2 separate regions of the Homo sapiens genome follow, and region 1 is linked to region 2. A link is an interaction called in ENCODE POLR2A ChIA-PET data of the cell type or tissue named here. Cell type or tissue: CD4-positive, alpha-beta T cell. All regions are shown on one strand. Each heading gives the region's core, and the rest is flanking DNA. Links, peaks and the distances in the headings are about the cores only.

Evidence for each region. Peaks named below come from ENCODE experiments on the same cell type or tissue, not always from the same donor. Only the 100,000 strongest peaks of a DNase experiment are listed, where the experiment ranks them.
Region 1: POLR2A ChIA-PET joins it to region 2 with 8 read pairs; 2 of 35 experiments call an interaction of 5 or more read pairs at or near these places.

The regions. Positions count from the first base shown.
Region 1 is chr1:211,286,761-211,294,760 of GRCh38, reverse strand. RCOR3 (REST corepressor 3) reads right to left here. Exons shown (of 12, transcript NM_001136223.3): 8 at 5,365-5,583. Among named protein-coding and RNA genes, the nearest start is that of RCOR3, 31 kb to the right of the region's middle. In CD4-positive, alpha-beta T cell, for the core only: no CTCF peak of the experiment used is centred there; no DNase peak of the experiment used is centred there.
Region 2 is chr1:211,409,181-211,425,341 of GRCh38, reverse strand. The region is part of intron 4 of LINC00467 (long intergenic non-protein coding RNA 467); the gene reads right to left. It also overlaps the pseudogene SNX25P1. Among named protein-coding and RNA genes, the nearest start is that of LINC00467, 35 kb to the right of the region's middle. In CD4-positive, alpha-beta T cell, for the core only: no CTCF peak of the experiment used is centred there; DNase peaks (open chromatin) are centred at 8,101, 8,401 and 8,901.

The DNA of each region.
Region 1 (8,000 bases), core at 1-8,000, 130 kb after region 2:
AAAATTAGCCGGGCGTGGTGGCGGACGCCTGTAGTCCCAGCTACTCAGGAGGCTGAGGCAGCAGAATGGCGTGAACCCAGGAGGTGGAGCTTGCAGTGAGCTGAGATCGCGCCGCTGCACTCCAGCCTGGGCGACACAGCGAGACTCCGTCTCAAAAAAAAAAAAAAAAAAAAAGAAAGAAAGAAAGAAAAGTCAGTGTGTGCTATGCAAAATTCATAATAAAAACCACAGGGCTTGTAGGGTAAAAGAGGTTGGGACACAACATTAAAAAACTTCAATGACACATAAGACAGGAACCTAATAAAAATGGCAACACAGTTTTACACAATCTAAATGATTTGTTTTTAATCCATAAATGCTACAACAAAGACAGTACTTTACCTTGAAAAAAAACCTGAAGGTTGCTTATGGAAGTGGGAGTCAAAATGGTTGTAGTTTGTGAATTATTATGCAAGTGGTAGGAGGGTTACTTGAAATCAGATGAAAAGTTTTAACACCATATATGTATGGTTCATAACATACAGTGAATTGAGGTAGCTGCTACATGTTTGAGATGTGTGTGCGCTCAGTTCAGCTGGGTACATTTTGTTTTGCTGACAAAAATCATACATAAACAAACAAAAAATTCATGTTATGCTCAAATTTTTCCAGAGTATATTAACTGCATTAGGACAAATCCACATTTTCAAAAAAAGTTATAGCAGAACAGACTCTACTTATATTATAACAGTTTTACAGATGAGGAATATAAGGCACAGAGAAGTTAAGAAACCTTCCTAAGGCTAGGAGATACAACCTGAATTTAAACTATACCAAGTTTTTAACTTTTACTCTACTAGCAATATTATTAGTCTCCATTTAGACTGTTAAGGGTTAGGATTGTTTACTTTTTTCCTCTGTTTTTCCCCCCTAGTGTGGACAACGAAATACTTATAATTTATGAACTATTTTCACTAGAGATCTTAAAACCACAGCTAAAATGCATAAAATCTAGGATGGTTCAAGGGTAGTCAGCTGGCCATGTTAGATAGACATACAGAGATAAAATGTAAAGTCTGAATTCTCGAGGATTTCATAGACTAGTGGGGAGATAAGTAAACATAAACCTATGATAAACGCTAAAACACCTAACATAGACTTGGAGAGAGAAAGAGAGAGAATGAGAGAGTAAATGTGCTTCTATATATGTTGATGAACAGGTGGTGGGGAAGATTAGGGAAAGTGTTCCAAAGAAAAGGACAGCTAAACTGAGTTTTAAAGAATTAAACTGGCAGACAAGCTTGGGAGGAGGGACTGCATTCCAGGCAGAATAACGCTTAGGAAGACAGAAAAGCCCTAAGGTGAAAAGGCAAGAAGTTAGACTGGGGCCAGACCGAGGAATTTTAATTTTGCCTAAAGATTGAAGGAAACCTAAAGGATTTTTAAGCAAGGGAACAAAATGACCATATATGCCTTTTAGAAAGACACTTCTGGTAGTAATGTGAAGAAGAAAATAGGGTAAAGAGGATGGAAATTAATTTAACAATCCAGGTGAGAAATAATAAATAATTAAGAAAACTTTCATTAAAACTGTAGGAATGAAGGAAGGATGGTAGTGGTATGCAGAGATTAAAGAAATACCTTGGAAACAAAATTAAGACTTATTTATTTATTTATTTATTTATTTATTTATTTTTGGAGACAGAGTCTCACTCTGTCGCCCAGGCTAGAGTGCAGTGGCGCGATCTCGGCTCACTGCAACCTCTGCAGCCCGGATTCAAGCTATTCTCCTGCCTCAGCCTCCTGAGTAGCTGGGATTACAGGAGCCTGCCACCATGCCTGGCTAATTTTTGTAGTTTTAGTAGAGACGGGGTTTCACCATGTTGGCCAGGCTGGTCTTCAACTCCTAACCTCGCGATTCACCTGCCTCGGCCTTCCAAAGTGCTGGGATTACAGGCATGAGCCACTGCACCCGGCCAAGACATCTTTGTAAATACCTGATTGTGGAGAATTAGGGGGAATTGAGGCTAACTGGTCACTGGCTTCAGTAATTGAGAGTATGTGGCACTACTCACTGAGACAGAAAATACAAAACGTGGAACAGATAACTATGGTGAGTGTGGAAGAACTCAGTTTGAACACTGCATATGAGATGTTTGTGACATAAAAGTAGCAGTGGTTAACAGGATTTGTAAACCCATGAGTGCAAACCTTTACTGTGTCACACATCAAATGAATAACCAAGTTAGGAAGTTAAAGCTTAAAGTGCCTTCTAAAAAAATCAATAAAAATAGTCCCTAAGTGTAGGAGTAGTAGTACTGAGAATGAAGTATGAATACAGGTGACTGAGTACACTTTATTCCTTTATGTTTTTAGTGCATTTAAAGTATTACAGCAAATGATTTAGAAGTTTTCTAAAGAGGATTGCTGTGGTTTGGAAGTTAGGCATCTTGCATTCATAGTTTGACTAAAGGCTAAGCATTTAACCAAATATGAGATGCGTTGGTGGTATAGTGGTGAGGATAGCTGCCTTCTAAATATGTACTATAAACACACATACTCCAGAGAGTCACAAAGTCAAGTGAAAGAAATTCCAAAAAGAAAGACATGGCTGACAGTGTCAAACATTACTGAGTAGTCAAAGGAGCTAAAAACCAGGAAGGCAGCATTAGATGTTGGCCACTTGTTCATAAGTGATTTTTTTTTTCTACTGTAAACCTTGAACTCCTAGGCTCAGGCGATCCTCTCTCCTCAGACTCTCTTGTGTTGCTAGGACTACACTACAGATACACACAACCACGTTTGGCTATTTTTAAAATTTTTTTTATAGAGATGAAGTCTCACTATGTTGCTCAGGCTGGTGTCAAACTCCTGGCCTCAAGTGATGTTCCTGTCTTGGCCTCCCAAAGTGTTGGGATTACAGGCATGAGCCACCATGTCAGCCCATAAATGATCTTCGGAGAGGTGTTTCAGTAGAACTGGAATACCATACGGGGCAGAAGCTAGATTAGAAAGGGTTGGAGAATAAGTTTTGGTAAGAAAGCAGAGGAAGCAAATGTGGCCTATGTTAGAGAACCAGAAAAGCAGTTTGGGTGAATAACCAGGACCAAGGAATAGAAAAATCTGAACATGTTTAAGATAGAGAATCTTGATCCCACACTATACTGTTGCAAGGTTCTTACATTTTGTAAGCAGAATATAGTAGTCCTCCCATATCCGCAGGGGATACAGTCCAAAACTCCCAGTGGATGCCTGAAACTGTGGATAGTACCAAATCAAAACATATCCAGGTTGAGTATTCCCTTATCCAAAATGCTTGGAACCAGAAGTGTTTCAAATTTCAGGGGATTTTGGGATATTTGCATAATATATACCAGTTGTACATCCCTAATCCGAAAACCCAAAATCCAAAATGCTCCAATGACCATTTCCTTTGAGCATTATGTCAGTGCTCAAAAAGTTTCAAATTTTGGAGCATTTCAGATTTTCAGATTAGGGATGCTCAACCTGTACTGTTTTTCCCTATATATACATACCTGTGATAAAGTTTAGTTTATAAATTAGGCACAATAGAGAATAACAATAGCTAATTAAAAATAGAAAAATTATAACAATATACTGTAATAAAAGCTATGTGAATATAGTCTGTTTCTCAAAATATCTTATTGTACTGTACTGCAAGTAACTGAAACCATGGAAAGTGAAACTACGGATTAAGGGAGGACTACTGTAATATTAACTAAATATGCAGTGATAAGCTAAGGATGAATATTGTAATCACTAAAGCAACTATAAAAGCAAAAAAAAAACCAAACAAACAAACAAGAAAATGCAAAAGATATAGCTGGAAAATGTAAATATGACCATGGTCCACCTTTCCTTAAAGTCCTTCAGCAGTTTCCTAACTCAGGATGAATTTCAAATTTCTTAACATGATTTTCTTATAAATCCCTGTCTACCTCTACTGTAACCTGCTAAAGGCAAGTAGAAACTAACAAAGAGCTTTAAGATGAGTGACAGTGATCAGACCAGTGCTTTAAAAAGATAACACTGGCAACAATGTGTAACCTCCAGCTAAAGAGAAGTAATAGAAAGAATCAACAAGAGGCCGAGCGTGGTGGCTCATGCCTATAATCCCAGCACTTTGAGGGGCAGGCAGGAAGATTGCTTGAGCCCAGGAGTTTGAGACAAGCCTGGGTAACATAGCAAGAACGTTTCTCTACAAAAAATTAAAATAAAAAAAATGAGGAGAAAAAAAGAATCCACAAGATAGTTATTGTCAGGCAAGCGATAGCAAGAGCCTAAATGGGCAGTAGTGATGAGATAAAAAAGAGGGAATTGATTTAAAGGAAATTTCAGAGACAAAACTCACATAACTTGGTTACCACTTTGGTTTACATGTGTTGGGAAAGGGATAACAGCAGGGGATGAATAAAAGATGATTCTGATGTTTCAACAGACAGGAAACAGAGAAAAAAATCTTTTGGGGAAGACCTAGCAGGCAGCTGGAACTATAGCTAAGGAGCTTGAGAAAAGCCACAGCTTGAGAAATAAGATTCAGAAGTCACTGGCATAGGTATAGGGTTGGTTGATATAGACCAAGAAAGTACAGATTTAGAAGAATATCTAGATTTAAGGGATAAGAAAAAAATAACAAAACAGACAAAAAATAGGAAAAGACAACTAAGAAAGGCCAGAGATCTAATAGCAACGAATAACTGAGCTTAATATGCGCCAGGCACTGTTTTAAGCACTTACCATATATTATCTTGTTTAATTCCTCTCAACCACTATACTATTATCCACATTTCCAGATGAGAAAACTGAGGCTGAAAGAAGTTAAAGAGCTCCTCTAAGGTTACACAGGAAGAGATGGTATAGCCAGGGTTAGAACTTAACAGGTTCACTGACTCTAGATGCTGATTTTTAACTACTATCTGATTATGATGATGCTGCCCTTACAATACTACTAGTACTACTACTGATAATGATGATGATGATGATGAAGACAACAACCATCACTCACTGAGCACTCAAAATGTGCCAAGCACTACTAAACAATCTACATGTATCACTGCAAATAATTCCCAATAACCTGCAAGAGAAGAATGATTATTATCCCCGATTTTATAGATAGAACATTGAAGCTTACAGAGGTTAATTTGCCCAAGACCACAGAGCTAACAGGCAGCAATGCTGGGATTCAAATCTAGAACAGGCAGAGGTATCTTCTAAGTTGGACTTAAGATAAACTTTAAAAAATGAAACCTGCATAAGTGGATGGCTGAGAAAAATCTGCAAACAACTGAGCTCAACCTAGGTAAAAGGTAAAAGCGGATAGCCAAAATGCACAGAATCATTAAAAATATTATTTTTATAAAATACCTGACGTTTTAGAGAGATCAACTCCATGTCCAGTTGCCTCAGGATGGTGTTGGCTGCATTGGGACTACAGGAAACTGCTACCACATCTTCCTGGGTTAAATACATGCCCTTAGGTGGACGGCACTTAGAACGCTGAGAATGATGGCGATGTTGTAAACTCTGATACTCTCTTCTTCCAAGTCCAATCTTGCTAGTTTGGACAGGTTGTTCAGTATTACCCTAAGAGAATAAAAGCAGAATAACAGGTCACTTGGTTTTCACAAATGTATAAAGTGAAAACAGTCTATTAATATTAGAAGTATCTGCTGCAATAAGTACACATAAAAAAACACTTCTAACCAATTATATATTATGTACAAGTCCATACACACACACACATAACACTCACCAACTGGGAGGAAAAGCATACAACATAATATATCCTTGCTTAATCCACTCAATCAAATGTTTGATTTTTAGGCCCAGAGGACTAGGAATAAGTGAAAAAATAAGTTAAGACTCTAAACTTTCCTATGTACTTCAAGATGTGATATATTTTCCCTCAGCAATAAAGGGGGGGAAAAGCCACCTTATTAAATGCAAAGTTCCTCTAAAAATAAAAATTAGAAAGAAAAAAGGGGGCAATTTAGAAATTATGACAATAGCAGATTAGACAGCTGGTTAAAGAGAGATAACATTTCATTTTTACTTTACAGTTGCTGAAAGAAAACTACGCCTCTAAAGGTTAAAAGGGACACAATTATCTTAACCCTGAAAATATTTCTAACTTCCAAATCTATGATTAAATAAAATAAATAATAAATATAATAAATAAAATAAATATAATAAAATATAAATAAAATATTTATAAATAATTTTATAATTTATAAATTTATTATAAATATATTTATAAAATAATTTATAAATATTTATAAATTTATTTATAAATAAAATGTAATAAAATAAATATAATAAAAATATAAATAAAATAAAAAATAATATATATGATAAAAGTAAATTTATGTCTCGGAAGAGTTAAAAGTATAACAATGATGACTGTGAAGTTTTAGGCATTATTTCATTATAAGTTGTTCTTAAAGTATGATATAAAAACACGTTATTCTGAAAGAATAATCTAGAAACTATATATTTTAGGTTGAAGATTATTTCAATGAATATATTTAATAATCCAATTTTTTTTTTTTTTGAGACAGGGTCTCACTCTGTCACCCAGGCTAAGTGCAGTGGCATGAGCACTGCTTACTGTAGCCTTTTGACCTCCTGGGCTCAAATGATCCTCCCACCTCAGCCTCCTGAGTAGCCAGGACTACAGTTGTGTGCCATTATGCCTGGCTAATTTTTCTTTTTTTGTAGAGACGGGAGTCTCACCATGTTGCCCAGGCTGGTCTCAAACTCCTAGACTCAAGTGATCTGCCTACCTTGGGCTCTCAAAGTGCTAGGATTATAGGCATGAGCCAACACGCCCGGCCTAATACTCCAATTTCTTAGAAAAGGAACTCTTAGTAAAATTCGTTAACAAAAAAAAATTTTTTTTTTGGTCCCCCAGGCTGGAGTGCAGTGGCACGATCTCGGCTCACTGTAATCTCCACCTGGGCTCAAGCAATTCTCCTGCCTCAGCCTCTGGAGTAGCTGGGATTACAGGCACCCGCCACCATGCCCAGCTAATTTTTGTATTTTTAGTAGAGATGGGGTTTCACCATGATAGGCAGGCTGGTCTTCAACTCCTGACATCAGGTGATCCACTGCCTCGGCTACCTAAAGTGCTGGGATTACAAGTGTAAGCCACTGCACCCACTAAAAATTTATTATGAAGCATAATCCACTTAATTGCTCGAAGCTACCTCCAAGCAACACATGGCGGATCTGATGTTCAGAGAAACTCCTCCCAGTAGGGCACTACTAAAATTGCTGATCAAACATTTTTTAAAGTCTTTTAACATTCACTTCTGAGCTGGCAGGGAAGTGAGGAAATTCTTCCGAGGCCAGAAATGATGAGAAAGCAAGAATCCAGAGGGAGAATCAAGTATGCAGTAGTTGTCATTTGCCTAAAGCCAGGCTTCAATGGACAACAGGTGCAGGGCACAGGAGACAAGCCAAAATGCTAAAAGGGGAACTCCATCACTTTGTGAAGTAGGAAAAAAACACTCCTGCTCTGCAGAGGGAGGGGGTGATTAATGGGAGCCATGTCCATCTCACTCTTGGCTGGGTGGAAAGAAACCAAAAAAAAGTCTCCCAAGAGTGCCCCAACCACAGTCCTCCATTCAGGCAGGTTTAGGGCCTAAATTTATATGATCTGTTTGCCTGAAAAACCCCAAATCAAGATTTTAAAGTGTCTTAGATTGGTAGTGCCTAGAGACAAATAACAGAAGCAAATGCAAATCCTCTCTAGAACAATGCACTTTAAACCCAGGTCTCAAAAAATCTGTTTATGACCAACAGGTCTTCACTAAATGGGCTTCTAAAGGATATACTGCAGGAAAAAGGAAATTATTTTCAAAGAAAGCCCTTAGATTCAGGAAAGAAGGGTGGGCAAAATAGAAGTTAAAAATGTGGGTAAATCTAAACAAAACGGACTATATGTTTGATTTGTGAGATTTAAAAAACCAAGATGTAACAAACCGTGCACAAAACTAGTA
Region 2 (16,161 bases), core at 4,873-12,872:
GATACTTGTATGCATTTATAGGCAACTAAATATATATGTTCTTCCCTTCAACACCACTACTTCCATAAATGGTAACATATTTTTACACACCATCCTGTGTGGCTATAACTTGAAGGCCATTCCTAATCAGTAAGCAAAGGATTACTTAGTATTTTTTGATTGCAATATATTCCACTGTATAGAGATTCCAGAATTTAATCAGCCTACTGCAGATGGACATTTATGTTGTTTCCAATCTTTTACATACAATATTGCTACAAATAACCTGTAAAGGTGGTTTTAAAGGTGTGTGAATAAATTACTAGAAGTGTAATTGAGGACTCTGGATTATATATATTCCTAATTTTAATAGATATTGTCATACTGCCCTCCACTGACGCTGAATCAATGTTCTTTCCCATCAGCAGAAAGGACCTACACTTCCCCGAACCTTGTTCCCCATGTTATCACATGATGTGATAACAAACTTTTGAATCTTTTAACTAATTAGATAGGTGAAAAATGACATGTTTAATTAAAATCTTCATTTTTGTTACCACGAGTAAGTTTGGGCATCTTTAAATAAATTTAAGAGGCATTTATATCTTCCTTTTGTGAGCTGTCTGGTCATATCTTCTGCACATTTGTCTACTGGGTTGTAAGACCTTTTAAAATTGATTTTTTCCCCATCCTAAATCACATTTTTAGACTATCTGGTGTGGCCAGCCCTATCGTAAATCACATCACCCAAGGCCTCCAGGCAAACAAAGATACAAGTTGAGTATTCTTTATCCAAAATTCCTGGGACCAGAAGTATTTCTAATCTTAAATATTTTGTGATTTTGGAATATTCACATATACAGAATGAGATATCTTAAGGATAGGACCCAAGTTCTAAAAACAAAATTCAAGGCTGGTCGCAGTGGCTCATGCCTGTAATCCCAGCTACTCAGGATGCTGAGGCAGGAGGATCCCTTGAGGCCAGGAGTTTGAGACCAGCCTGTGCAACATAGAGAGATCATGTCTCTAGAAAAAAAAAATTAAAAATTAGCCAGGTGCAGTAGCATGCACCTGTGGTTCCAGCTACTCAGGAAGCTGAGGTGGGAGGATCAACTGAGCCCAGTAGTTCAAGGCTGCAGTGAACTAGGATTGCATCACTACACTTCAGCCTGGGTGACAGAGACAGATCCTGTCTCAAAACAAATAAATTAATTAATAAACTTAGTTTATATTTCACATATACCTTAAACACATAGCCAGAAGATAATTTTATACAATAATTTTTTTTTTTTTTTTGAGACAGAGTCTCGCTCTACTACCCAGGCTGGAGTGCAGTGGTGGGATCTCGGCTCGCTGCAACCTCCACCACCTAGGTTGAAGCAATTCTTGTGGCCTTAGCCTCCCAAGTAGCTGGGATTATAGGCACGCTCCACCACGCCCAGCTAATTTTTGTATTTTTAGCAGAGACAAGATTTCACCATGTTGGCCACGCTGGTCTCAAACTCCTGTGATCCACCCACCTTGGCCTCCCAAAGTGCTGGGATTACAGGTGTCAGCCACCACACCCAGCCAATAATTTTTTGAGACAGAGTCTTGCTCTGTCACCCACACTGGAGTGCAGTGGCACGATCTTGGCTCACTGCAACCTCTGCCTCCCGGATTCAAGAGATTCTTGTGCCTCAGCCTCCAGAGTAGCTGGGATTATAGGCGCGTACTACCATGCCTGGCTAATTTTTGTATTTTTGGTAGAGATGAGGTTTCACCATGTTGGCCAGGCTGGTCTAGAACTCCTGACCTCAAAAGGTCCACCTGCCTCGGCTTCCCAAAGTGCTGGGATTACAGGCATAATCCATCGTGCCTGACCTATGCAATAATTTTTAATAATTTTGTGCATAAAATAAAATTTGCATGCATCATACCACCAGAAAACAAAGGTGTCACTACCTCAACCACTACCCATGTGGGTAATCTGTGGTTGATGGGCATCACCATCATTCCTGACTCTGAATTTATTTATTTGCTACTGATAAGGAATCCTTTTCCTATACTTATTCACACAAAAGTACGTAACAGCAAAAAATATGACATACCAGTAATACAGTGAAAAAATAATGCATTCAGGGTAACTAAGCAGCACAGTAGCACCACCAGAATACCTGTATCAGCTGTGAAACAACAGCAACAACAAACAATGGCAGGCTTTCAGTCCCCACCTATCATGCTGTGTTTTGATTAAAAGGTTACTATACACCATTTTTCTAAGTTATCAGAAGCAGGTGAGAGACCAAGAAGTGGGTCTTCTAAGGATAAGAAGGCTTTCTGCTGGATGGCTTTTTAAAATGTTTCCTCCAGAGTCATCTGCCTCATTAACAATGCTTTTGATTTAGAACTCTCTCTTAGACATTATAAACTGTGATGATTTCTTGTTCTTTTATAAATGTACACTGTTCTATTCCTTCAATAAGCCCAGCACACATTTTCACCATTGCTATCGTTTGGATATTTGACTCTCCAAACCTCATGTTGAAATCTGATCCCCAATGTTGGAAGTGGGGCCTAATGGGGTGTTTGGATCATGGGGGCAGATCCTTCATGAATGTCTTGGTGCCATTCTCTCAGTAATGAGTGAGTTCTAACTCTATTAGTTCCCACAACAGTTCACCTAGAACTGGTTGTTGAAAGAGCCTGGTACCTCTTCCTCTCTCTCTTGCCTTCTCTCTCACCATGAGATCTGCAGTTGCAGGCGCCCCTTCACCTTCTGCCATGAGTGGAAGCAGCCTCAGTCTCTTGCCAGAAGCAGATACTGGCGCCATTCTTGTGCAGCCTGCAGAACCATAAACCAAATAAACCTCTTTTCTTTTTTTTTTAGAGACAGGGTCTCACTCTGTTGCCCAGGCTGAGTGCAGTGGCACAATCATAGCTCACTACAGCCTTGAACTTCTGACCACAAGAGATCCTCCTGCTTCAGCCTCCTGAGTAGCTGAGACTATAGGCATGTGCCACCAGGCCTGGCTAATTATTAAAATTTTTGTAGAGACGCGGTTCTTGCTACATTGCCCAAGCCATTCTCAAACTCCTGGGCTCAAGCAATCCTTCTGCCTCAGCCTCCTGAAGTACTGGGATTACAGGTGTGAGCCACTGCGCCAGGCCAAAGTAAACTTCTTTTCTTTATAAATTAACCAGCCTCAGGCACTCCTTTATAGCAACACAAACAGGCCTAGACAATCATGTTGTCTTTAGGTACTTTTTCTACAGTGTTAACAATATTCATCTTCATTGTCACCATTTTCATGATCACCTTGACTCAGAACCATTTCAGCTATTTCATCCCTGGTCAATGAATGAACAACTGGAGTCTCATTATCAATGTTAAAAACTTCAGTACCCATTTTCTAGCTTTCAGGACTCTGAAGGAGTATTTTCTTTCATATATAAGCAGGCCAGACATCATTTTTTCTCATTTGACATATGGAACTCTTCAAAGTCACCATCTTGTTCATCATCACTGAACACAGTCGCAGGCCAGAGGTTGTGCCAAGCATGCACAAATTTGTCTTTAATCACTGTGCTCCAAGTGCTGGCAACAGCATAGATGGTAAACCTCATCCTAAACTCCTGAAAATCCTTCCACGGCCATGCCCCTGTTCACTGCTGTTGCATGCAATTCAAGAAAACGTTTTTATATTTACTCTTCATTGATCTAAGGACACACTTGTCACATGGCTGAATTAATAGTCACATTCAGGGGAAAGTACATGACATAAACATTATTTTTTATGAGAACTTCAGCTAGAGTATAAGCAGAACAGTTGTCAAGGAATTTTTAAAAATCTTGTAGTCATCACCCAGTGCAGCTTCTGTGCTATCAGCCTGAGCCACTAGTATACAATTTTTGTGAAACCTATCAGAAAAGATGTTCCTGGTGATTCAAGCTATTTTGTTAGCATAACGATGGACATAAAAGAAATTCACCTACTGAAAGCAGCAACGACACAGCTTTTGCCTATCACAGCAAGTTTACACTTAATGTGTGCTTACTGCATTAGCCCATATCAGCAGTTATCCTGTCTTTGACATCCTTAATTCTATAGGGGCTGTGTCATCAGCTGTAGTCACTGTCTTTCCAGGGCAATAGTGCCAAAACAGTGATATTTCATCTACATTACAGACTTGCTCTGGCATCAGATTTCATCAGCAATGATTTTGGCAAACTCACCAATAAATTTCTCCACTGCTTCATGGAGATGTTTTATCACCACAAATCTTTAAAAGTTTAATGCCATGTCTTCTTGAACATTTCTGCAATTACCTGTTGAACATTCACAGTTCCCTTCAATTTTCAGTTCATTATTATACATCTTTGTTTCATGACCAGCAAACCACTAACTGCAATGCTGGCAGATCCACTCTTTCAATACACAATTGAGACTTCCATTTTCAGCTTTATGCAGTTTTTTTTTTTTTTTCTTTTTTCTCACTGACTTCTCTTTATCCTTTCAACATAGAACTTCAACAGTTCATGTTTCTGTTTCTTCAGGTCATATATATAATGATCCCAACACCCTATTCTTTTGTAAGACATTTCACATTTACACCACTGTCCAGTTTCTCCAGCCGCTTGACTTTCTCTGTTATATATAAACACAAATGCTTCATTTTTCTTATTACTATTACCCATAAGGGTATCTGCAGGCCTTTTTGGCATTTGTAACAGTATCTTTACACCACAGAGAATAAGCAAAACAAAACAAAACCAGAGTGAGTCATGCACGTAGGTCTTGGCCCCATGTGGGGCACTGTGGGGAACCTGCCATTTGGTGTGTGTGGCCTGCACACATGTCATTTTATTGTCTTTTGTGGACATGCTTGCATGGGGGAATCTGGAAAAAAGATATACTGCAGCTAAAGTAGGCTGGAGGGGGAGTCTTTATTTCCTTGGGTTTGCTGAATAAACTGTGTCATATCCCTGTGTTTTGACTGCAACCAATCTCAGGTGTGAAATATTCCACTTGTGGTGTCATACTGGTGTTCAAAAATTTTGGATTTTGAAGTATTTCAGATTTTCAAATTAGAGGGTGCTCAAAGTGTACTCCTATCAAGCATGACATTGGGTTTAGAGACCATCGGGCTTACAGATTAATTCCCAGAAGTCAAGGGCAAGGGCTAGACTTCTCTTAGGGCAAGATGAAATTCTTTACTACACACCTACACTATAATTTATCTGTCTTTTCTATTGTTAATAGATATTTGGGTTTCTTCTATTTTTTGACAATTATGAACAACACTGCCAGGAACATTCTTGTACAGGTACACTGATATAAAAATGCATGAGTTTCTCTGGAGTATATACCTAGCAGTATGACTGCTGAGTCTTTGGGCTTCGGATACATATGTATTCAATCTATCAATGTTTATCTCAGGGTTTGGGGACTTTGTGACATATATAGAAAGCCTTTCTATATATATTTCTTAATCATCTCTGATTAAGATTTCAAAACTTTCCAATGGTTTCTTCAATTCTTTTATGGTTTCATTTCTTTGCATGTAAATCTTTGATCCATCTGGAATCTATCCTAATATAAAGCTGAGGCATGAATTCAGCTTTAATTTTTCTGCAGATAGCTGGTTGTCTCAACATTATTTTTTAAATATGTCAACTTTTCCCTACTGATTTGAGGTGACTTTATATGCCAAATTTTGTATGTATTGCTTTTTTCCCCTGAGCTATTTCACTGATCTGTCCATGTAGCCATGTGTCAATACCTCAATATTTTAACTTTGTATTTTTCATATTTTTCAATATCTGGTATGGCTAGTTCTCCCCCTTATTAGAACAATCTATTCTTGCTTTTTTTTTTAACTAGAACTTTAGAATAATCTTGTCCAGTTCTACTCTAAAAATGTTGTGGTTTATTTTAAGGTGGATTTAAATGCCATTAAAATTTAACCTAAAAATAGTTGATCTCTTTATGATATAGAGTATTCCTGTCCAAGAACATGGTATGCCTTTTCATTTATTTCACGTATCATTATAGTATTTAAATGTTTTATTCATAATAACTTGCATATTTCTCAAATTTATTCCTATGTATCTTTTAAAAATTTCCACTGTAAATAGGATTTTTTTCCATAAAATCTAACTGGTATCAATATATGTAAAGATTATTGATTTCCAAATTCACATTTTCACACAGAAATCTAACTGAATTCTATTAGTTTTTAAATAAACTTTACTTTTTAGAGAAGTTTTAGATTCACAGCAAAATACACACAGCAGAAAGTGCAGAGTTCCTATATACTTCCTGCCCACATACATGCACAGCCTCCCTCACTATCAACATCCAGCGTGAGAATGGAATATGTTATAATCGATGACCCTGCATTAACAGATGATCATCACCCAAAGTCCACAATTTACATTACAGTTCATTCTTGGAGTGGTAAATTTTATGGGTTTTGACAAGTGTATAATGAATGACATATATCTACCATTCTATTATTGTATTAGGGTTCTCTAGAGGGACAGAACTAATAGGATATACTATTTTATATATACATATGTATATGTTGTATTACTAAGGAGTATTAACTCACATGATCACAAGGTCCCACAATAGCCCATCTGCAAGCTGAGGAGCAAGGAAACCAGTCTGAGTCCCAAAACTGAAGAAGTTGGACTCCAATGTTCGAGGGCAGGAAGCATTCAGCATGGGAGAAAGATGTAGACTGGGAGGCTAAGTCAGTCTAGTCTTTTCACATTCTTGTGCCTGCTTTTCATTCTGGCCTTGCTGGCAGCTGATTAGATTGCGCCCACCCAGATTAAGAGTGGGTCTATCTTTCACAGCCCACTGACTCAAATGTTAACCTCCTTTGGCAATACCCTCACAGACACAGCCAAGATCAATACTTTGCATCCTTTAATCCAGTCAAGTTGACACTATTAACCATCACAATTATCACATAAAATAGTTTTATTGTCCTCAAATTCCTCTATGTTCTGCCTTTTTGTTCCACCCTCCCCCCATAATTTTTAAAGAAATACACTTTCAACTGATTCTCTGGAGTTGTCTAGGTGTAAGAACACACATCCTAATAATTATAGTAACTTCATTCCTCCTTTTCAATGTATATCTCAATTTAGTTTTAATATTTTTAATTGATATTTCATAGTTATACATATTTTGGGACTATATGTGATATTTTGTTTCTTTTTAAATTTCTTTATTAGCTTATTTGCCAAATCAGTAGATGCACAATGTGATATTTTGATACATGTATACGATCTATAATTATCAAGTCAGGGTAAGCGGATATCTATCACCTCAAAAATTTTTCTTTTTTTTTTTAAGTTGAAAGTCTTTATATGTAGTTCTATCAGCATTTATAATAAACTTGGTAGGGTCAGAACAAGAAACTATAAAGTTCTACCTTCTGGCTTTGAGGCCCTTCCCCCTCATCCACGGCCCCAACCTCTTGCTGGTCATAGGCAGGGCCTCCCAGGATTCGGATTCTCTTCTCACACTGCTTCTTTGCCACAGTCAGTTGGTTGATGTACCTCTTCATGTTCCTAGCCCTCATTGCCGCAGTTTCTTTACCTTTGTGCCTCTTCAGTTGGGGAAAGCTGCTAATTGTAGTCGCTTGGATTATTTCCACTACAATTTGATACCTTGCCCAAAAGTCAGTTGTTGAAAACGACCAGCACACATCTTCTACCACTCTTCTCTACCGTTCCTTCAACAGACCTTAGTTGCTTCAAGAACTCCACATCAGAGTTGCTGTTAATGAGCTTGATGAAGTCCTCATAAGAGGGGCTATAGGTGTAGGCTCTCTTGTGATGTTCATTCATCTGCTCTCTGTACTCCAGCTGGGCAAGCAGCATTTGGTTAATGTAATCTGGATTACTCAGTAACTCCACTACCGGCTTCAGGACTTTTGTTGTGAGAATTTCTGCAAGCATTATAGGTAAACTGAGAGACTGCACATCCTTTGAGGGGAGGAGACAAAACACCAGAACCCGAGAACACGTTTGTAGAAATCTTACTTCATCATCTGAGTTCCTCAAGCATACGTGCAACACAAAAGGTCTTGGCTGTTCATGTCTGGCATTAGCACCTTTCAGGTCACAGAAATGAGTGAGTAAAGTCCTCACAACATCATTGCAGACAACTTTAACCACATCCACGTGACTCAGTCTGTGGTGCAGCTGTCTGGCAATTTCCCAAAAGTCTTCCAAGAGCACATGGTAAAGTTGTCCCTCATCTCTGCTGAGGTTTCCATACCAGGACAGAATGCAATCTCTGTAACTGTAGTCGAACACTTCTTTCAGAACTTTATCCATATTATGAGAAATTACTACCCTTCTAAACTGAGCTGACTCATGTGAGTTTCCATACACAGGACTCCCAGGAGGGCGGCGGGCGGCTGAGGTCGCGGCCAGCCGGCTCCAGGCGGCGGCAAAGTCGGGCGGCGGGGCGCGCGGGCTCCGGCAGACGAGGGCGAACAGGGTCCCCAGCAGGAAGGTGGCCGCAGCGCAGCTCAGGTACAGGCTGAGCCTGAGCAGGACGGAGCTCAGCCCCGCGGCCCCCGCCGCCTCCCCGCTGCCGGGCCCCAGGAAGGAGAGGGCCACGGTGGCAAGTGCGGCCACCGCCACGGGCTTCCACCAGCTCCGGCCGCCCGGGGCCCCCGGCGCCGCCGCTGCTGCCTCGGCGTCCCCCGGGGACTCTGGCCGCCGCTCGCCCCTGAAGCCCGAGACAGGACGGCCGCCGGCGCCTGCGGCCCGCGCGGGGCTGAGGCCGGCGCCGCCACTGTCGGTCGCATCGGGGTGCATGCTGCTTCCTGGGCCGCTAAGGACAGGCACATCTCCTGCCCCGCCGTCCCCCGCCGGCGCTCCGGAGGCAGGGGGAGCCCGCGCTCCTGCCTCGCCCGCGGCCCACGGAGGGAGCGGCCCCCGCAGACGCCGCCGGGCCCCTCTCGGCGACCCCTCAGCGCCGCCAACAGGCGCTGGGCCCGTAGCTGCCGGGCCGGGCGCAGCCAGGGAGCCCCACCGTGTTGTGACTGAAGCCTGGCCAGCCTAAGAATTTATCTTTTCTTTGTGTTGGGAATATTACAATTCTACTCTTCTAGCTGTTTTAAGATATGAACTACATTATTGTTAACTGTAATTTCTCTACTGTACTACTAACACCAGAACTTATTCCTTTTAACTGTATTTTTGTACTCCTTAACCAGCTTCTCTTCATCCTGCCCTCTACTCTTCCCCTCCCTGCCTCTCATAGCCATGATTCTACTCTCTACCTCCATGAGATCCAATTTATTAGCTCCCACATGTGAGAGAACAATGTGATATTTGTCTTTCTGTGCCTGGCTTATTTCACTTAATATAATGACCTCCAGTTCCAAATCACATTGCTGCAAATAACATGACTTCATTCTTTTTTATAGCTAAATAATATTCCACTATGTACATAACCACATTTTCTTTATCCACTCATCCGTTGATTGACACTTAAGATGATGCCATACCTTGGCTATTTGTGAATAGTGAGGCAATAAACATAGGAACACCGATTGCAGATATCTCTTTGATGTTACAATTTTCTTTCTTTTAAATATATACCCAACAGTGAAATTGCTGGATCATATGGTAGTTTTATTTTTAATTTTTTGAGGAACCTCCATACTGTTTTTCATCATGGAGGTACTACTTTACATTCCCACAGTGTAGGTGAGTTCCCCTTTCTCTGCATTCTACCAGCATATGTTATTTTTTGTCTTTTGGCAATAGCCATCCTAATTGGGGTGAGATAGTATTTCATTGTGGTTTTGATTTGCATTTCCTTGATGATTAGTGATGTTGGGCATTTTTCTTCAAATATCTGTTGACCATCTGTGTACCTTCTTTTGAGAAATATTTATTCAGGTCTTTCACTCATTTTAAAAATTGGATTATTTGGTTTTTGCTATTGAGTTCCTTATATATTGTGGCTATTTTTGTTTGTTTGTTTTGAGATGGAGTCTTGCTCTTGTCACCCAGGCTGGAGTGCAATGGCACGATCTTGGCTCACTGCAACCTCAGCCTCCTGCACAGCTGGGATTACAGGCACCCGCCACCACGCCAGGCTGATTTTTGTATTTTTAGTAGAGACAGGATTTCCCCATGTTGGCCAGGCTGGTCTTGAACTCCTGACCTTGTGATCTGCCCACCTCAGCCTCTCAAAGTGCTGGGATTACAGGTATGAGCCACCGTGCCCAGCTAAGGTGATTTTTTTATATGGTAAAAGATGGGGATCTAGTTTCATTCTTCTGCACATGGATATCCAGTTCTCCCAGCACGATTTATTTACTTATTTTTATTTTTTAAGAATGGTCCCACTCTGTTGCCCAGGCTGAAGTACAGAGGGACACGCACCGCTCACTGTAGCCTCAAACTCCTAAGCTCAAGTGATCCTTCCACCTCAGCCTCCCAAGTATCTGGGACCAGAAGCACACACCACCATGCCCAGCTAATATTTAATTTTTTGTAGAGATGGGGGTCTCACTATGTTTCCCAGGCTGGTCTTGAACTCCAGGCCTCAAACAATCCTCTTGCCTTGGCTTCCCAAAGTGCTGAAATTACAGGTATGAGCCACTATGCCCAGCCCCAGTATCATTTATTAAAGAGACTACCTTTTTCCCATTGGATGTTCTTGTTACCGTTGTTGAAAATGAGTTGGCTAGAAGTACATGGATTTCTTCTTGAGTTCTCTATTCCGTTCCATTGGTCTGTGTGTGTGTTTTTACAGTACCATACTGTTTTGGTTACTATAGCTTTATAGTATAATTTGAAATCAGGTAGTGTGATGCCTCCTTCTTTTTTCTTTTTGCTCAGGATCATTTAGCTATTCATATGAATTTCAGGATTTTTTTTTTTCTATTTCTGTGAAAAATATCACCGGTACTGTGATAGGGATTACATTGAGTCTATAACTCACTCTGGGTAGTACAGACATTCAAACAATATTAATTCTTCCATTCCAGAGCATGGGATATCTTTCATTTTTTTTTGTCACCTTTAATTTCTTTCATTGGTGTCTTATAGTTTTCTTTGTAGAGATATTTTACTTCTTTGTTCTTTAGTTACATTTATTCCTAGGTATTTTATTTTTTGTAGCTATTGTAAATGAGATTGATTTATTTCTTTTTCAGGCTGATTGCTGTTAGCATATAGAAACACTCCTGATTTTTGCATGCTGATTTTGTGTCCTATGATTTTACTAAATTCATTTGTCGGTTCTAAGAGTTTTTGGTGGAGTCTTTGGGCTTTTCTAAATTTAAGATCATGTTGTTTGCAAACAAGGATAACTTGACTTCTTCCTTTCCAATATGGATGTCCTTTATTTCTTTCTCTTGCCTAATTGATGTGGCTGGGCATTTTTGTTTAATTGAATTTGCTGGTATCTTCAAAACAAGAGATAGCAGATGTCCTTTTCTTGTTTTTGACTGTAACAGGAATGCTTTTAGTATTTCCCCAATCTAAAACTTACAGAAAAGTTGCAAATACAGTATTTCCAGTAAGTTGTCATCCAACAAACAAGGACATTCTCCTATGTAACCACAATCTGAGGTCAAAATCAGGAAATTCACACTAATACATTACTATCATCTAATTTTCAAACAGCATCCAAGTTTTTCCAAGTCCTTTATAGATAAAAGATTGATGTCCTTTATAGCTAAAGGACTCAGGTCAGAATCAGGCACTGCATTTAAATGGCATGTCTCTTTAATCTCCTTCAATCTGGAACAGTTCTTCAGTTTTACCTTGACTTTAATGATGACAGTTTTGAAGATTACAGACCAGTTGTTTTGTAGAATGTCTCTCAATTTAGGCATGTATAATGATTTCTCATTATTAGATTTAGGTTATGGATCTGCAATGGAATGAATTTTCTGTGTCACCTCCCAAAATTCATACACTGAAACTCTAATCCAATATGATGCTATTTGGACGTGGCTTTTTTTTTTTTTTTTGAGATGGAGTCTCACTCTGCCGCCCAGGCTGGAGTGCAGTGATGCAATCTGAGCTCACCACAACCTCCACCTCCTGGGTTCAAGCCATTCTCCTGCCTCAGCCTCCTGAGTAGCTGGGATTACACCCGGCTAATTTTTGTATTTTTATTAGAGATGGGGTTTCACCATGTTGGCCAGACTGGTCTTGAACTCCTGACCTCAAGTGATCTGCCCGCCTTGGCCTCCCAAACTGCTGGGATTACAGGTGTGAGCCATGGCACCTGGCCTGGAGGTGGCAGCTTTGCAAGGTAATTAGGTCATGAGGGTGGAGCCCTCATGAAAGAGGTTAGTGTCCTTATAAAAAGAATAGCTAGCTCTCTTTCTGTCATTTGAGACAGCAAGAAAACCACCTTCTGTAAACCAGGAAAAGGGCATTCACAAAGAACAGAATCACCCTGGCACCCTGATCTTGCATTTTCAGCCTCCAGAAGTGTGAGAAATAAAAGTATGTTGTTTAAGCCACCCAGCCCATGGTAATTTGTTATAGCACTCTGAACTAGGACAACATCTTTGGCAGGAATATCACATCAGTGATGCTGTGTTCTTCTCAATGCATCCCAACAGGAGTCACACAATTTTGATTTGTCTCATTATTGATAATGCTAATTTTGATCACTTGATTCAGTAATGTCTACAAGGCTTCTCCACCACTACAAAATTATTATTTTTCTCTGTGTTCACTTTCTTGACTTAGCCTTAGAGCCAGCCATTTTACCAAGGAGTAACCAAGGAGTACTAGCTCCTTTTAGTAGAGAATGGTATTTAGAAACCATGAACTGAACACTAGGTGTCTTCATTGCTATTAGGGTACCACTATTTCTAGACCCTTTCAGCTACAGAGGTAGGAAATATTCTAGAAATCCTAAGTTTAAATTGATTAATTTCAAATCTCGATCAAGTCCCACAGGTTCTTCTTTGTCTTCCTCCATTCTGTATTTGTGTCTTTCTTCTTCCACAGTGAAAACCCTGGTTTTTTCAACCACTTCACGTTTATTCATTTGCTCAATCTTACAATAAAAATAATTTAAGAATCACTATACTGATACTAGTAAGAAAAATTCTGTTATTTTACATTTTAATTACTGTATTTTGTTATATTTATTTTATTAGTATTCGATGTGTCTTCTTTTTTATACTTTTGTGGAGGCATAGTATGTATATAATAAAATTTACCCTAAGTATTCAATGATTTTTTAGTAAAATTCAGAGTTGTGCAACCATTACTGCAATCCAGTTTCAGAACATTTCCATCAGCATAAAAAGTTCCCTTCTAGGCCGGGTGCAGTGGCTCACATCATTAATCTCAGCAATGTGGAGGGCTGAGGCAGGCAGATCGCTTGAGCCCAGGAGTTTGAGACCAGCCTAGGCAACATGGTGGAACCTTGTCTCTACAAAAAATACAAAAATTAGCTGGGTGTGGTGGCAAATGCCTGTGGTACCAGATATGGGAGGTTGAGGTGGGAGGACTGCTTGAGCCCAGGAGGTTGAGATTGCAGTGTGCTGTGATTGCGCCACTGCACTCCAGCCTGGGCGACAGAGTGAGGCCATCTCAAAAAAGAAAAAAAGAAGAAGAAGAAGAAAAGTTCTCTCTGCCCATATGCAACAAGTCCCCACTTTGACACCTCACAGACTCAAGCCCAGGTCATCACTGGGCTCCACAGATTTGCCTATCCTAAAAATTTTATACAAATGGAATCAAACAATACTAGTCTTTTGTGTCTGACTTCTTTCACTTCATATGATGTTTTTAAGGTTCATCCATCTGCAGCATGTATCAGTAGCCTATGTTTTATTGCTGAATGATATTCCATTACATGTATATACCATATTGTGGTTATCTACTCACCAGCTGATAGACATCTGAACTGTTTCCAGTTTTTGCCTATTACATATAATGCTCCTATGAACATTCACAATAAGCCTTTGTGTAGACATATGTTTTGGGGGTATAGGGGTGGATATGTAGAAATAAAACTGCAGGTATATTTTTAACTGTTTAAGAAATGGCCAAACTGTTTTTCAAAGTGACTGTATCATTTTATGTTCCCACGAGCAATGTATGAGGGTTCTGATTCTTCCTCACCCTCACCAACACTTGGTATTGGCAATCTTTTTTATTGTATTATTGTAGTGGGTGTGTAGTGACATCTCATTGTGGTTTTAATTTGCATTTCTCTAAAGGCTAATGCTATGAAGCATCTTTTCATGTATATATAAGCCATTGTATAAAGAAAACTGTTCTTTAGTTAAAACATAATAAATACTAATTTTTAAATGTTTTTTATCCCATTTAAAAAACTGGATTATCTTACTATCAAATTATAAGAGTTCTTTATATATTCAGATAAAAGTCCTCTATTACATATAAGATTTGCAAATATTTTTCCCAGTCTATGACTTGTCTTTTAATTCCACTTAATGGTGCCTTTTGAAGAGCAGAATTTTTTCTATTTTGATGAAGTTCAATCTATTAATTCCGTTCTCTTGTGGATCATGTTTTTGTTGTCATATCCAAGAAATACCTGTCTAACCCAAAGTCACAAAAATTTTCTCCTTGCCACTTTCTAGAAACTTTATTTAGCTCTTATATGTAAGTCTATGATCCATTTAGAGTTAAATTTTGCACATGGCATGAGATAACAAATTTTTTTTGCATATGGATGTATAATTGTCCCAGCACCATCTGTTGAAAAAATTATCATTTCCCCCATTGAATTATCTTGACGCTTTTGTCAAAAGTCAACTGACCATAAATGTAAGGGTTTTATCCTGGACTTCCAATTCTGTTTCGTTAGTCTGTTATCTATCCTTAAGCCAACAGCACATTGCTGTGATTACTGTTGCTTCATAAGTTTTAAAACTGGGTAGTGTAAGTCCTTAATCTTTGTTCTTTTTCCAAATTGCATTGACTATTTTAAGACTTTTGAATTCCATATACATTTTAGAATCAGCCTGTCAATTTATTTTTTTTTAAGCCTGATGTGATTTTAGTAGGGAGGGCATTGAATCTATAGATTAATTAGGATAAAATTGCTATCTTAACAATATACTTAACAATATACATGAACATGGAGTATCTCTCAACTTAACTTAGATCTTTAGTTTCTTTCAGAAGTGTACACATTTTGCACTTATTTTGCTAAGTTTATTGCTATGTATTTTATTCTTTCTGACACTACTGGGAATGGAATTATTTTTATTTTTATTTATTTTTTGATACAGAGTATCACTCTATCACCCAGGCTGGAGTGCAGTGGCACGATCTCGGCTCACTTCTACCTCCACCTCCTGGGTTCAAGCAGTTCTCGTGCCTCAGCCACCTGAGTAGCTGAGATTACAGGTGTGCACCACCACACCTGGCTAATTTTTGTACTTTTAGTAGAGACAGGGTTTCGCCACGTTGGCCAGGCTGGTCTTGAAATTCTGACCTCAGAATTCATCCACCTTAGTCTCCCAAAGTGCTGGGATTACAGGCATAAGCCACCACTTCTGGTCTTGGAATTGTTTTTATAATTTTGGTTTAGGTGAGTATTACTAACATATATAGATATGATTTCTGAATAGTGATCTTGCTAAACTTGTTTATTAGTGCTAGTAATTTATTCAGCTTACTTAGGATTTTCTATGTCTGCAAATAAAGTTTTAGTTATTTTCTTTCCAATATAACTTAATTTTTCTTGCCTTACTGCCCTAGCTAGAATTTCAAGTACACACTGAAGTGTGAGAAAACATTGTCTTTCACCATTAAGCATAATGTTGGCTGTGGGTCTTTTGTAGATACTCTTTATGAAATTTAGGAAGTTCTCTTCCATGCCTAGTGTGTTGAGAATTTTATCATTAATGAAAGTTACATTTCATCAAACATATTTTATGTGTCTACTAGGATGACGACGTGGTTTTCCGTTATTAAAGTGGCATATTACATTAATTGATTTTGGAGTACTAAACCATCCTCGTACTCCTGGAATATGGTATATAATCATTTTCTTTTTTCTTTTTTTTTGAGGCAGAGTCTTACTCTGTTGCCCAGGCTGGAGTGCAGCAACACGAGATCTTGGCTCACTGCAACTTCCGCCTCCCAGGTTTAAGCAATTCTAGTGCCTCTGCCTCCCAAGAAGCTGGGATTACAGGCATGCA